Regions from separate parts of the Homo sapiens genome. Here region 1 is linked to region 2. A link is an interaction called in ENCODE POLR2A ChIA-PET data of the cell type or tissue named here. Cell type or tissue: PC-9. All regions are shown on one strand. Links, peaks and the distances in the headings refer to the core of each region. The heading gives the core; the rest is flanking DNA.

Region 1 (8,018 bases), core at 1,241-6,240, 460 kb after region 2:
CCTCCGTGCTGAGCAGGTGTTACTGGAACAGCTGGATGAAGATGGGGGCTGCCGTAGGAAGTGTTTTCAGGTCATGAGGCACCTGAAGGAGGACATCTGGTGCCCAGGGAACAGGCCGGTTATCACGTCCCACCATCTGCAGGTGAGTGTGGGGCAGGTTGGAGAAGACCCAGGGGCAGCTTTGGATAGGTCATTCTTCCTGTGGCCTCTGTAGGGCCTGGCCAGAGCCACTCAGAAGGGGTAGCATGTGTGAAAAATTCAGGATGAGGTTCTAGTATCTATATTTGCCATCCAACAAATTACTACGTATTATGGAAATATGTAAACTAGCACCATATGGGAGTCCACAACACCCCTGCCCAGGGTAAAATTTCCTCCCTCCCTTCCCTTTTCCAATTCTCTTCTATCCCACTTTTCCTCCCCTCTCACTTTTATTTTACCCACCAAACCAACCTGAGTGCTCACTAGGTGCCAGAAACCCTGCTGAGGTTCAGAAATGAATCACAAAATGTGGTTTGTGCCTCACACTTTGATGGCTTTATGTTTGCGCCAGTCTTTAAACCCACTGCAGCCTACGCACACCTCCTCATGCACACAGACCCACTAACACAGAGGGGACCAGGAAATGCAACACAGAGGTTACCACACACGTAGTGCCACACACTTCTTTCCAGGGTCCAAATCACCAGGCAAGGATCTTCCCTTGCTCTGCCAGCCCCTGCCTCTCCTTGCCCTAAACCCAACAGTACACATTCATTCATGCCTTCACTCACTCATTCAGCAAGTGTTTATTGAGATTACTCTGGGCCAGAGGCCTGCCCCAGTACCTGCTGTGGGCTCAACCTCTGCAGGCACAAAGGTGAACAGACACAGATGTGTTTCCTCACTCATGGCACTTCTGGTCTAGCATGGGAGATAGACATGGGTCAGGCAAGCCAGTGGGTGCGTGTACAATCACACAGTGAGGAAGCACTGGAAAGGGAGGAGTATGGCTCTGTGAAGGCTCAGAGCAGCAGAGCCTGACCTGGACTGGGCAGTCAGGGGGCCTCCCTGGAGAGGGGGCCTTTGACCACCCTCCCGACTCCCTCTTTCTCAAATTGTGAACCACACAGAGTGAAGTGTACTCTCATGTAGCAGCTCTGTGCAGCCTGCTGGAGTAGGGAGGTAGGAGACTCTTGCAGGACACCCCAGCCCAGCCTAGCTAGTGTGGGCTGTGAAGCCTAGCTTCAGCCCTCCTCCCTGGCCCCAGAAAGGATGGACTCCCTTTCTACTCAGGTAAGCACAAGTCCCTGGGGCAGTCACCTATCTGTGAGGTGCCTTCCTCACATACCTCTTCCTTCTCTCATTCGATGGACAAAACTGTCTTCCAGCCCCATGTTACTCTGTCTGCTCTAAAGTAACTTATTGAAGGACAGATACCACATTGATCTTGTCCAGCTGGCATGCTGACCTAACTCGATGTTCTTATTCATTGGGAGAAGGTGAACAAAACCCCCATTATCTCTCCCAATGCTTTGTACATAGTAGCGCATTAAATATTTGTTGAGCAAATGAATGAGTGGCTTCACATCTTACTCAACTTTTCTCTTTTTTTCGCACAAAATCACTAACCTTGCTTCACCTTCTTATCTTTCCAATAACCTGTCCATTTTGACCTGCGGAAGAATCTGTTAACATCTCATTCACATGCACTGGGGCTTTTCTCTGGAGTTCCAACATTCTCAACGTGTCCCAAGCACACTTCCCTAAAAACACGCAGGCTGTTCTCCTGGATGGAGGGCATGTGCTTGCAGAAGATACTTTGATTCTTTCTGTGGATTTAGCTTCTCTTGCTTTCCTTTATACAGGCCACACTAGAAGAGGCAGAGCTGAGACGCAAACTCAAGTCTATCTCATATCAAAACCTCATAACCTTAACGATTGACTTCATTACCTCTCAATTAAGATGGATGGAAATACCATTCGGTGACATGAATATTTCAGGCAGGATTGAATGGGGCCACCATGGATCTCCCAGCCATGGCTGCTTGCAAATCTGTACTCCCCACAAGGGCTGACTTCTATTCTGATGGCTCCTAAGTCACCTGGTGGATTTTAAGGCAACTCCTTAAGGATTCTCTGTTTCAATCCTCCCTGACCCACCTGTGTGGCACAATAGGGCATCCTCAAGGATGGGCATTTTTTTTAAGTGGGCTATTTCTGGAGTAAGATAAACAGAAAGTGCTAACTGCCTTTTTCTCTGGTCTTCCATCCTTAGTCCACAGACAGAATTATCTCCCATTTAGGCATCCCTGCCCTTGAAATGAATGTGGCTGGTGATAAATGTGGTGCTAGACACCATCCCAGATGATGACTTGAGTGTGCTGGATCCTTGCCAAATCTTCATTTTGAGGAAAGTGGAAGAGGTTGGGTTGCAAAACAGCATTAGGAAGCTGTGGCACTCAGCCTTGCCTCACCTTAAGTCTGACACTCTCTTACAAGGCCCTCACCTTCTCCCCAAAAAGGCTCTGCCCCAAGACTATTTCATGTGAAGCAAAAGCTTATCTTTTATTGCCTTATTTATTCCTAAAACCCACTCAAAATACATTGGCTTGCTTATAATGAGCTTAACTGCCCCAGTTTGCTTAGGGAGATAAAAGCTTAATTAACAAGAGGAATTAACATTTTTTCTGGTATCTAGGTTATCTTCGCTTGCATGAAATTATCTCTAACTCATTTATTCATAATAACGTAATCTAAATACATAGTTGCTATGAACTTACAACTGCTCTAAAAAATAAAGACTGTATAAAAATAACCCAATATCTAAACCATAACATTAATGGATAATTCATTAATTCACTTATTCAATAAATGTTTATTAACTTCCTCTCATGGGCTAGCCTTTGCTGGGTACTGGGTAGCTTAATAGTGAATAAAAATAGGCATCATTCACTGCTCTCATAAAGTTTATAATCCAGTAGGGGAAATGATAAAATTAATCACATAAATATAAAAACTACTACTGTTGTCGCTGCTTCTTATGAGAAGTACATGACTAAGAGAGTGTGCAATGGGTGTACTAGGGAAATTTGATCTGATGGACAAAGAAGGGAAAGAAGTGTGCCCTATGCAGCCGAAGCAGGATGTGCAAAGGCTCTGTGGTAGAAGGGAGCATGAAATGGCTGGTGTGGCTACATGAAGAGAGCAAGGGAGGACACAGGTCAAGATGAGTCTGGAAAGGAAGGCAGGGACCAAACCTTATAAACCACACCACATTAAGGATGATGTTTTTAGCTAACAAACAATGGGAAGACCTTGAAGTATTTTATTTTATTAATTTTTTTTTTGTTTTTGAGACGGAGTCTCGCTTTGTTGCCCAGGCTGGAGTGCAGCGGCATGATCTTGGCTCACTGCAAGCTCCACCTTCTGGGTTCACGCCATTCTCCTGCCTTAGCCTCCCAAGTAGCTGGGACTACAGGCACCCGCCACCACGCCTGGCTAATTTTTTGTATTTTTAGTAGAGATGGGGTTTCACCGTGTTAGCCAGGATGGGACCTTGAAGTATTTTAGATGAGAAGGGAAGTAGATGTATATTGGCAGCAGTATGGATGGTGATAATTTGGATGGTGGCAAGAACAGGGATGGGCTGATGAGATCGCTACTGCAGAGGTCCAGTGAGATGTGGAGGCAGTGTGGAGGGGGATGGTAGAATAATACTGGAGGTGAAGGTAAATGGGTAGACTCGAGAAATACTTAGACAAGAGGATTACAGGACTTGACTGGGGACGGTAAGGGAGAAGGGCGACTCCTAGGTTTTCGTGTTGCACAACTAGCTAGTTAAGCAACTCTGGAGGCAGATCAGGTTTGTGCAGGAAGAGCAGGGGTTCAGTTTGGGCATGTTGGGACTGAGATAACTTTCAGATACTCAAGAGATACACGATAAGCAGGTCAGAGGAGAAGTCTGGGCTGGAGACACAAATTTGCAAGTCATTCATATGTAGTGAGAATTAGAGCTGCTGTGGTGGAGGCAACATAGAGCTGAGGAATGAATGTAGACTGAGAGGAGAAGAGGGCCTAGAATTGAGCCTCCAGAAACTCCACTTCTCAAAGGCAGGCCAAGGAGTAAAAGCCTGCCAGGGAGGCGCTGTAATGCTAGGAGAAAAAACCCAGAGAGCAGATTGCTTGGAAGTCAAGTGAAGGATGGCTCAGGAGGGAGGGTGTGGGCGAGAGAACCAGGTCTGCTGAAAGGTCAGGTAAGGTGCAGGCTGACAAAGGCCTATTAGATTTAGAAAAGTGGAGATCACTGGGCCTTGACGAGAGGAGCCTTTGAGGATTAATGAGAGAAGAATCCATATTGGAGCAGACTGAGGCAAGAAATGGGAGGAGAGGAAATGACCACAAATAATAGAGCCGACTCTCCAGAGAAGCCTGGATTTGCAGAGGGAAGAGTGAGGGCAGGAGGCAGATGTGGGGTTGGGGTTGCAGGAGAGCTCTCAACTTGTGAAAAGCAGTTGAGGAAGAGGGTAATCAGTCATATACAGTTCCTGGAAGATGGGATCCAGGGCCCTGTGGAGGGATCAGCCCCACAGGCAGAAGAGGCAGAAGCAGGGAGGAAGAGAGGTGGGTGCCGCAGTAGGCAAGATCTGTCTGGTTTGGGAGGATGAGGGGTTCCATTTTCCCCGTAAAGTAGGAGGCAAAGACATTGCCTGGATTAGTGAACATTGGAAATGTTGGAGGAGAGTGAGGGAATAGATTAGGGAAGAGGTGCGGGAGACCAGCTGGTAAACTGAAGGCCCACCTGAAGTTGGGGATTGTGAATTCATGGTAGATCCAGTCTGCCCAGGCAACTCTTTTCTCCCTCCTTCCAAGGCCACATAAGCTCAATAATTGTTTCCAAGCTATCCTCCTCAATTGCCCGAAACAATGTCTGACAGCACTTCTCCCTTCCACAGACTGTGCTCTTTTGGACCTGCGAGAAATATCCCCACTTTAAAGACTGGCAGGTCTTCAGCAAAGCATTTCTGCGCCTGGTGAGGAAACTGCACAAGTGCGTGAGCCAGCACTTCCTGAAACACTATTTCGTCCGGAACAGCAACCTCTTTCAGTGCACCAACCCGACTGAACTGGACACTGTGGCCCAAAAGCTGGCCACCTTCCTGAAGAACCCCCAGATCGGCCCGCCCTGATGGTTGCCCCGGCCTGGGAGGCTCTTGGACATTTTATTCTGGCTTAACATTGTTCTTTGGATGGTTCCTCAGTCAGGTGCCAGGATCCTGCCTAGGAGAAAGGCCACGAATGGCAGCGGAAATTACATCAAACCAGAAACACTTCAGCAGGGGGAAAACTGTGCCCCAGGATGTCTGGCCCAGGCCTCCCTGGAGCCCAGCAAGCATTTCTGCCCTAGCTAATTCTCCTGGAGACAGCTCTCATCAGGCTTCCCCAGGCACAGATTTGGAACTGGTGACAGTTCTGAACTTAGTTTCCCTTGTTCAGGCTGTGATCGTCTCACAGTGAAGATGGAGACAGAACCCCTGGAAGTCTGGACATGAGCCTGCTGGCCAATACTGTGCCCAGCCCACTGATCATGGGCACATTCTCCTGCCATTTGTAAAATGGGAATGTTAACGTGCCTACCTCTGAGCAGGGCTGTGTGCCTATGAAACTGTGCTGGCGCCTTTTCAAGGGGAAGGCATTGGATCAACACAAAGTGTTCCTGGTTGGTTGAGTAGCTGGTGTTTGCATCCTGGATCGGTACCCACAGCACTGACGCAAAATTGCACCTGATGAGTTAGTGAGCCTGTGCTTCCTTGCTGCCCTCCAGCTTCCTTAGCATGTGGGTCAGTGGCTCCTGATGTTCTGTCTGCTTCGCTGGTATTCTCTAAGCAGGGAGGGGAATGGTTTTGATGATAAGTGTAAGTCAAAGATGAAAGTACAACTCTTGGCCTGATCCCAACCATAGCCCTCTCTTTGCTTCCCATGCCATGGGCCATGGATGGAACTTCCTTATATATTTATGTAAATAACCTAGTACTATGATCTGCATGGAGTGACCTTAGGTGTCTGTCACTGCTCAGTGTGTTCCTTTGCTCACTTCATTCACTCACTCACTCATTGACAAATAATGCTCATTAGGCACCGGGAACACAGCAAAGAGCAAAGTGGATGAGGACCTCCCCCTGGGGATGCCACCTAATGGTGGAGACAAGAAATGAACGACAGATAAACACGCACAGTTATTACAGATGGAAGCAAGTGCTTCAAAGGAAATAAACAGAATGTTGAAGTAGAGTCCACAGAAAGGTCCCCGAAGGATGAAAATGCAAATAGCTGAAGGGGAAGGAAAAGTGACCAAAGGCAGGCATGGTGGGGCTGGCATGAGTCAGAGCACCTGGCCTTGTAAAGCCAGGAAGGAATCAGTATTTTATTCTAAGATCAAAGGTGTGACATTTGGCCTCTCCAGAAGCAGAAGAGTATCACGATCTGACTGCATTTTAAACAATTGTTCTGGTAACTGCATGAAGAAGGTCTGGGGACTCACACAGGAGCTGGGCACTGAGTGCTCTTGAGCCACCCATTTGGAATTTCACAGAGGCCCACAAGGCAACATATTCTGTGTGGCACAACCGATCAGGAATTCTAGGAGTTCTCGGTGAGATCAATGGTTTTTTTCTGGCGTTTATGTAATGCTTCTCAACTCAAGGGGCTCCTTTATTACTTTTGAATGTTTTTGCCCAAATGTCTATACCAAAGATAAATTTCTAAAGCATGAACTACTGATTTTGTTTTCATGAAAATTCACATTTGAAAATGAAAATGATTACTTTTCAAAAGTACTGTAAACGGCAGGAAAGATCCAAAATTGACACCCTAACATCACAATTAAAAGAACTAGAAAAGCAAGAGCAAACACATTCAAAAGCTAGCAGAAGGCAAGAAATAACTAAAATCAGAGCAGAACTGAAGGAAATAGAGACACAAAAAACCCTTCAAAAAATTAATAGATCCAGGAGCTGGTTTTTTGAAAGGATCAACAAAATTGATAGACTGCTAGCAAGACTAATAAAGAAAAAAAGAGAGAAGAATCAAATAGATGCAATAAAAAATGATAAAGGGGATATCACCACCGATCCCACAGAAATACAAACTACCATCAGAGAATACTACAAACTCCTCTACGCAAATAAACTAGAAAATCTAGAAGAAATGGATAAATTCCTCAACACATACACTCTCCCAAGACTAAACCAGGAAGAAGTTGAATCTCTGAATAGACCAATAACAGGATCTGAAATTGTGGCAATAATCAATAGCTTACCAACCAAAAAGAGTCCAGGACCAGATGGATTCACAGCCGAATTCTACCAGAGGTACAAGGAGGAACTAGTACCATTCCTTCTGAAACTATTCCAATCAATTGAAAAAGAGGGAATCCTCCCTAACTCATTTTATGAGGCCAGCATCATCCTGATACCAAAGCCGGGCAGAGACACAACTAAAAAAGAGAATTTTAGACCAATATCCTTGTTGAACATTGATGCAAAAATCCTCAGTAAAATTCTGGCAAACCGAATCCAGCAGCACATCAAAAAGCTTATCCACCATGATCAAGTGGGCTTCATCCCTGGGATGCAAGGCTGGTTCAATATACGCAAATCAATAAATGTAATCCAGCATATAAACAGAACCAAAGACAAAAACCACATGATTATCTCAATAGATGCAGAAAAGGCCTTTGACAAAATTCAACAACCTTCATGCTAAAAACTCTCAATAAATTAGGTATTGATGGGACGTATTTCAAAATAATAAGAGCTATCTATGACAAACCCACAGGCAATATCATACTGAATGGGCAAAAACTGGAAGCATTCCCTTTGAAAACTGGCACAAGACAGGGATGCCCTCTCTCACCACTCCTATTCAACATAGTGTTGGAAGTTCTGGCCAGGGCAATTAGGCAGGAGAAGGAAATAAAGGGTATTCAATTAGGAAAAGAGGAAGTCAAATTGTCCCTGTTTGCAGACAACATGATTGTA
Region 2 (8,018 bases), core at 1,879-6,878:
GTATGCGTGAGAAAAAGTTAGAAGTCAGTTGGGTTGTCATACTTACATCTCTGCATAAAATCTCATTATTTTGTGGTTAAATAAGAGTGATTACCATCATTTTATTTGCTTCAAGGTAAGCACTTTATATATAGATTGTGTATTTAGTCTTCATAGAACCCCGTGACCTAGGTATTATTAATCCCTGTGTCACAGATGAAGAAACTAGGGCTTAGGGGATTTAAGTAATTTGCACAAAAACATATGGCTAGCCTCATTTAGGATTCACTCAGATGTCATGAGGCCAGGGCTGAGTGAATGCCCCCATAATGGCATCTCTCACTTTGTGGTTAGTGGCCTATTTTTCCATCTGTTTTCTTCCACAGACTATGAACTCCCTGAGGCCAGGGGCCACCCTTATACCTCATTACATCCTCAGTGCCTGGCATGGAGCATGGCTTGCACTGAGATGTTCTCTGGGTGAATGCAGAGCCTGGGACATTTGACTTCAAAGCCTTTACCCTCTCCCAGGCTCTCTGCCTCCTTAGGCAGTATATGCTGATGTGTGTAGCCTGCTTGGGGCAGGGTAGGCACTTAGTTCATTGCAGCTATTACTGCTGTGATCATGTAGCTGGCAGAGCAGCCAGAATCAGCAAGGGCACACCTTAGTGGGTATCAGAACAATCGGCTTTGTCATAGATTTGGCTGGGCTCCAGGAAGGTGGCTCAGCCTGTATTTGGAGTCAGGCCATGCTGCCAAACCATCTTCATGTTGGTGTGTACCCTCCTCCATTCCTCTGGCTTGGCTTGTGCTACGAGAACGGGATGATCTAGCGTTCAAGGTTGCTGCCACCCTAACTGATCCTTGGTGGAAACTGGTGTCCAAGTCACATGTCTGTGCACCAAAAATCTGGGGTTTAGAGTCCTTCACAGATGCCTGTAGGGCTCTGAAGACAAGTAGGTCACCGCTTTGCTGCATATTCATCTCAGAAGGCTTTCTTTTCCCATGTTTTGCATCAGGGAATGACCAGCAGTTTTGTGTTAAACATCTGCTGTGTGCAGAGCCCTGGACACACCAGGCTGGCTGCCTTCAGAGCTCTATCTCAGCACCTGTGGCACTCACAGTCACTTGGAAAGAGACCAGTGCACCGCTGTCTGGTGGACAGGTGCAGAAACAGGCCTGGGGGTATAGGTGATAGGAACACAGGAGGACAGAGAATTTCAGATTGTGGCAGCAATAAAGCCGAGCAGGAGACAGTCTGTCTCAGAACAGGTTTTGCTGCAGTTAAAGTGGTAGAGAAAAATCCGGCTGTGGTCTCAGTGGAGATGAGTGATATTTGGAACTCTGTATATGTAAGTAGCCAAGACACTGGCCAGGAGTGAGGTCTATGGTGGTTTTGTTTTTTGGCCCTTAGCCCTAGTTGGTGTGAATTCCACCTGTGTAGGTGGGAAAGGGCAGGGCATCTTCTCACCATAGGTCATGCAGGGTGGTGGGACCGACTTACCCCCATGGGCTCCCACATCGCTCCTCCCTGTACGACTGGTTGAGCTGCACACTGCATCTGAGTGGGAGTGGAGAGGGGACAAACCAAACAGCCCGAGGAAAGTATGCCTGTGGCGTGTTCAGAAAGCATGATTAGCAGCAGCCCTCGCCTCCCACCACACAGCTCTGCTGGTCAGGGCAGAGCTGGATGGGAGAAGCCAGACTGATTGTGCTGCATGGCTCCCAGGCTTGCTGCAAACCTTTCAGTCTGCTCTTACCATGACCAACAACTGTCCAGGCTTTAAAAAACTCAAGTCAGTCACCCCAGCTCCCCAGGGAGAACTGAAAGGTGGCAAGTGCCCATCTGCCCTGGGGAGAGCGTTTTGAGGTGGTCCCCAGCCTCATCCTTTCGGCTTCTTTTTAGGACCATTGGTGTTCCTCCTCTCCCTGCCTTTAATAAGGCCCCCTTTGTCCCTCTCGTGGAGAGCCTGAGTTAGGAGGTGGAAAGAATGGCTGGGGAAAGAGGGACATCTTTACTGACAAATGGAGCCCTCAGGGAGAGCCAGATGCCCAAGTGTCAGCCAGTCTGCCAGAGCTGGAGCAGGCTTGGCACCTTTCCTCCTGGCATTGTGTGGGCCTGGTCACCTGCCGATCCTTGGGCTAAATCTGGTCTGAACCCAGCAGTGGCTGGAAGAGTTACTAGGCCAGAAATACAACTTCTAAGGCCTTTTGTAAAGTGTAGAAACAGACAGGAGGGAAGAGGGAGCGGGAATAGACAAAGCAAGCCTCGGAAATCAGAATAGCAGGTCTCCATTAGACCCAGCAGAATCACAGGCTGTTGGCTCTCCCTTTATGTAAAGCCTTCACCGTGGCAGCACCCTATTGGGCTTAGGTGCCAAGCGATGGTGAGTTCTTTTTTATGTTTTCAAAGATGATTTTATCGAATTGACTGAGCTATTTTTGAGAGTTGTCTAAAGAATGTCTACTCTTTAGTTTCTTAAAGAAAATAGGCTTCTCATTAGTTCATAAAAGGTGCTTGCTGTGGCCCTGCTTGTTGGCAGGAATGAAGTTTTGGGCTTATTTGAAAACTTTCAAAAATGTAAAAAGTTGTTGCAGAAAGTAAGATACCATAAATAGATTGAGATACTTCCTAACCTCTGCCCAGTGCCCTAGGAGTTATGAAAAGCTTTTCATAGGTTTGGACTCATTTACCCCTCCTTGCTGCCCTGTCAGAGGTCAGAGCAGGTGGGGTAGAGGTGTCCCCTCTTACAGTTGAGGTCCCCAACCCCCAGGGTAAGGGACCTGCTCAAGGTCACAGGGAATCAGCACCTTCCTGTGCATCACACCGCTTACCCCACCGCACTTTCTACAGCGTCCTGGTGTCTCACACAGTCGCTTTGTCATTTTCCATACACACCTTGCTCGTCACTTTTCTTGGCCCCGTTCTCACAATAAGTTGCTAACTTTTCCAGGATGTTACCAGAGACTAATGACTGTTGATATGACTTTATTTGAGGAGAAACCCAGAAGAATAGAAGAGCCTAAAAATTGGCATTCAATTATCTTAATCATTTTTCAGTTTTGAAACCTCTAAAGGGAAATAAGTGTGAATACTGGTGCACAGGCACTAGTGTAATTGACTGGTTGAATGTGAAATGGTAGAACAACAGAGACAGATAAAGAAAACCTTAACAATAAACAATTACATAGTCTTACTGGGAGCCAGGTACCTTCTGATCTTTTAATGTGCAACTCAGTTTTCACAACAATCATGTGAGGTAGGTTCTGGTAGCCTCCTTTTCAGATGAGCAAACCGAGGCGTGGGAGAGTTAGGTAAGTCTAAGGCCCCACACTTTGTAATTGTGGGAACCAGGATTTGAGCCCAGGCTCTCTGGTTCCAGAATGATCTTACCCATTTCACCATACTACCTCTGAATAGATAGTTGCATGTTCACGTCACTGCTTTAGGAACACATGAACAAACCCAGAAGCATTTTTTGAGTGTTTCCCATGTGCCAGCCTCGGTGCCAGATATTTTTGTATACATTATCCTGTTTCACTTAACACAGAGCTTAGGGCTGGAACAGAGAGAATGTGCAGGATTGTCAAGATGGCTTGCACTCTGAGGTCCATTCCTTAGCTCCACTGGTTATTTTATTCACTCAGTTGACAAAGCCTGGTCCTTAAAGTCATAGCAGTAGGTTTGAGCCTTTGGTCAGACCTTTTTAACTTCCTATACTTCACATGTCTCAAAGAAAATATATTTTATCTATTGTTGTGTAACAACTACCTCACCACTTAGTAGTTTAAAACAACCAATTCAGTATTTCTCACAATTCTGCAGCATGGATTGGGCTCAGCCAGGAGGTTCTTTAGCTGATCCTGCCCATGGTCCTGTGTGATTATACTCACATGGTGAGTCAGCTGAGGCTGACTTTTTTTTCCTGTGTATTCTCTCCTCCTTCTTTTCCTGTATATTCTCTCCTTCTCATGGCCTCTCCTTGTTGTTTCCTCATTAGGGTTGCTAGACTTCTTAAATGGCAGCTCAGGGCTCCCAGGAGCACAAAAGCAGAAGCTCCCAGGCCTTTTAAGGTCTGGGCCTGGAACTGTCCCAGTAGTATTTCCACTGCATTCTCTTGGTGAAAGCAAGCCACAGCCCTATCCCACATTTAAGGAGAGAGGACGACACAAGACAGAGGCTACTAGGATGTTAAGTTCAATGTCACAGACCCCCACAACCACCTCGGGCTGTCTTTCTCAGAGTCTGTTTATTCTCATTTTGCATATAGTTCTAACAAATTTAATTATTGATTTCTACATCTTAAAAAGCCCAGAAGTAATATATTTTGAGGGGAAAAAGTGCTGCTTTAAGGAGGTATATGAACATCAATGAAAAATGATAGCTGATAGTCATCAACAAGGAGGGAGACAGAGAAACCACAAAAGCAGGTATGACTCAGCACTCTGGGAAGCTTTCCACAGTGACCCATTCTATAGGATATTTATATTGCTGAAGCTCCCTTGTACCTAATTCAGCCAGCAGGTTTTAACTGTTTGGGTTTTTAAGCTTCAGGGTCAAAGTTTTGGGGTAAAAAATGCTTCATTCATTGAGACTGAGAGAGAGTAGCTTATAAATTGACACTGACCATAGACCTTGATTTTGTGTCCCCACCCAAATCTCATCTTGAATTATAGCTCCCATAATTCCCACATGTTGTGGGAGGGACCCAGTGGGAGTTCATTGAATCACGGGGGCGATTTCCCCCATACTGTTCCTGTGGTAGTGAGTAAGTCTCACAAGATCTGATCGTTTTATAAGAGGAAACCTTATAAAAGGTGGCTCTCATTTTCTTCGTTGTCTGTAAGATGTGCCATGTAAGATGTGCCTTTTGCCTTCTGCCATGATTGTGAGGCCTCCCCAGCCACATGGAACTGTGAGTCCATTAAACCTCTTTTTCTATATAAATTACCCAGTCTTGGGTATGTCTTTATCAGCAGCATAAAAATGGACTAATACAGATCTTTTAATCAAAGATGTGGTAACGAATCACAGAACCACCTGTGCTTTAGAAGAAATGATCCTTGGATTGCTTTTCAAGCAATGGAAGTTTATGATTGTCACATTGTCAATTGTGATTATATTCAAGGAAGTGTTATGGACTGAATGTTTGTGGTCCCCCCAAATTCATATGTGGAAGCCCTAACCTCCAGTGTGGCATATTTGGAGATGGAGCCCCTAAGGAAGTAATTGAGGTTAAATGTAGTCATAGTGTGGGGCCCTGATCCCATAGGACTGGCATCCTTACAAGAACAGATACCAGAGAGCTTGCTCTGTCTCTGCACACACCCTTAGAAAAGGCTGTGTGAGGCCCCAGAAAGAAGGTGGCCATCTGTAAGCCCAGAAGAGAGCCCTCAATAGGAACCAGGTTGGCTAGAACGTTGATCTTGGACCCCCAACCTCCAGAACTGTAAGAAAATAAATTTCTGTTGTTTAAGCTACCTAGGCTGTAGCATTTTGATACAGCAGCCTGAGCTGAGACAGGAATATTACATACACTGGAGACTTGTGACCCCAAAGACTTTTGACCTGTTGAATAGAGCTCATCTTGTCCTCTCTCCAGCTCATGCATGCATCCTCCCAGCTTGCAAGGGGGCCTTGCTTCTCTGGATTGCACTTTGATTTTCTAGTTTTAAGTGACAAAGGGAGAGTCTTCTAGGGATGTTAAAGTTACTCCAGTAATTCCAGGATATTTCCAGCTCCTTTTGAAATCTTATGTTTGTAATTCTGGGTCAAGTAATGTCCAAGCCAGTGATTACATTACTGGTAGGCATGTCTCTCATGCTGGGCCACGCCCTCCATCCCATGTTCACGATGAGCACCAACGGTCTCTGAGAGCCCAGAGCCAGTGGCTGCAACGTTGGGAAAATTCTTAAATGACCATCAGTGGTTTTGGCTCATGTTCCTACGATTGTGGGTTCATATACCATCTCATTTTTAGAAATGTGTGTTTTTGTACTCCTGTAATTACTTTTTAATAAAGATATTTTGCCAGTCCTTAGCTCCACTCCATAGCAAAGCAAAGGACAAGAACAAGTAAGGGCTGAAACATAGAGCGTGGAGGGTTTTGCTCAGGCCATGCTTTGCTGTGGGAGAATTTTGAAGGCGGGAGTGGAGCTGCCGTTTGTGGTTTGGTGCTGTGGTGCCTGTTAAAAGTGGCTTTAATGAGAGTGTAAGGTGCTGCACACTGAAGCCCTGTGTTTATTCAGCTGCCTCCTGCCAGCGGCTACAGCTGGGATGGCTTCCCTCGCACGGCGTCTGCCCACAGCCTTGCGCCCGGAGCCCAGAGGACTCACAGGAAAAGGAGCTGGCAAAGGTGAAGCTGGTTTTCATGGTCTCCTGAGGGCCCCTGGCCCCTGGGAGATGGGTCACACTCCCTGAATGCTGTGCTGTTGGTTTCCCTGGAGGATTCTTGCTGCAGGCCAGGTCCCGTATTCTCCACACTCACCACAAGTGGCTGGGTGTGACTTGACACGGTGTGAAAGTGGAGGGGCGCGAGCACTCAGGTGGGTGAACAGCCTGCGGCCTCCTTTCCCTGGCTGCAAAGCCGCCACTCAACTCTGCTCCAGCCCAGGTTTCGGGGAGCCGGGATCCACTTGGGCAGGCCGGGAGCCTCAGACTCCAGACTTTTCATGGTGCGCTCCTTCCTGCTTACTCAGGAGGAAGGCGAGGCAGTCCAGCATCCTGGGTGGAGTGGAGGTGTTTCGAGTCCATATCTAAATCTTTTTCTTAGAGCACCCTAAGCAGGCTGCTGTCTTTGATCCCCATGCCTCTGCTGTTTATCTTGGTGTGATTCATCACTGTAATTTAAGACGTGGAGAGAGCAAAGTTCCCATCCCAGGCAGGGGAGGCGCAGTGCAGGTTGGACTGTGTAAGGAAATGGCAGCATGGCGAGGTTTGTGCCGCGGCCTACAAGCAGGGCTGCATGCTCCCCAGGCAGACTGTGGCAGAGCCAAGCCCCTCACTTGTAGGGAAGCGTGTCTCCTAGGTGCCCCAGTAGGGGAGGTCTGCCAGCATCGCTGTGCTGTGGGGAAGGCAGCCAGAGGGCTTCATCCATAACTGGCTCAGCTCCTCAGGAGGAGACCAGCAGTGTGTCTCTGCACTCAGAACTGCCACTGGGTCGTGGTGTTAAGCCCAGGAGGGGTGCATATGTTGACAACCTTGTATTGCTTAGTTGCTGAGACCAGAAGATCCAGGTAATTGCATGAGCTATTAGCTACTTCTGGTTCTCACAAACTCCTCCCAGTGTTGATAGAGAATGGTGTCCTCCGGGCATGCTCTGGGTATAGTTTTATTTGTATTATTAGGGACTCATGGAGAAGTGCTCTGGGTGTCCTGCACACTGCACTTTGGAGATCATTCTGTGATTCCCAAGTCCTGCTGATTCCACTTCCTTGGCGCTCTGGGATTAGATATCCTAGGCTGCCAATCTGCATGTTCATCTTTCAGTGGGGATACCCTGCAGGGCTTGTCCACAGCTTGAATTTCAAACCAAAAGCCAGGTACGCTTTCCAGCCTTCCGATATTGGTTCAAAGAATTTGGCTGCCGAAGCTTTTGTGTAGCTGAGGCACCAGCAGGCCCGAGGCACGAGTGAATCCAGGTGGCCCGAGGAAGAGCCTTCCCATGGGCCTCAGCAGCCACACAGAGCCTCTGATCTGTTTCCCTTTGCGGGATGGTCAGTCTCCTGTGTCTCAAGACCTCAAGCAGAAACCTGTGGATCTCCCCCTCTATCTTGAAAGTCCAACCAAGTCCAGGCCTTTGTTGTGCAGTTTAAACCAGACCTGTCAGTAAACATGAGCTAATTCCAGTTTTTGTCCCTCTTTGTCCTTCTCAAGTTCCAAGGTGATCATTGCCTGTTATCTATGGGACTTGTGTAAGCTAACTTCCCAAATGCAGCTGTGAGACAAACATTTTAATTAAAAGGCAGAAGGGCCAGGAGATATAAACACTCATGTGCCTGGTTGTCAGTGAAGGCGGTGGCGTTCAGCGTCCAGGGGC

What was found. Peaks named below come from ENCODE experiments on the same cell type or tissue, not always from the same donor. Only the 100,000 strongest peaks of a DNase experiment are listed, where the experiment ranks them.
Region 1: POLR2A ChIA-PET joins it to region 2 with 11 read pairs; 1 of 35 experiments calls an interaction of 5 or more read pairs at or near these places.

The regions. Positions count from the first base shown.
Region 1 is chr1:116,128,198-116,136,215 of GRCh38, forward strand. It overlaps MAB21L3 (mab-21 like 3), which reads left to right. Exons shown (of 8, transcript NM_152367.3): 7 at 1-142; 8 at 4,935-8,018. The coding sequence ends at 5,168. Among named protein-coding and RNA genes, the nearest start is that of MAB21L3, 21 kb to the left of the region's middle. In PC-9, for the core only: a CTCF peak has its summit at 6,114; a DNase peak (open chromatin) is centred at 3,865.
Region 2 is chr1:115,664,813-115,672,830 of GRCh38, forward strand. The region is part of intron 4 of VANGL1 (VANGL planar cell polarity protein 1); the gene reads left to right. Among named protein-coding and RNA genes, the nearest start is that of VANGL1, 27 kb to the left of the region's middle. RefSeq lists an enhancer at 6,574-7,128. In PC-9, for the core only: no CTCF peak of the experiment used is centred there; DNase peaks (open chromatin) are centred at 4,409, 6,209 and 6,819; H3K4me3 peaks cover 2,171 bases; H3K27ac peaks cover 4,494 bases.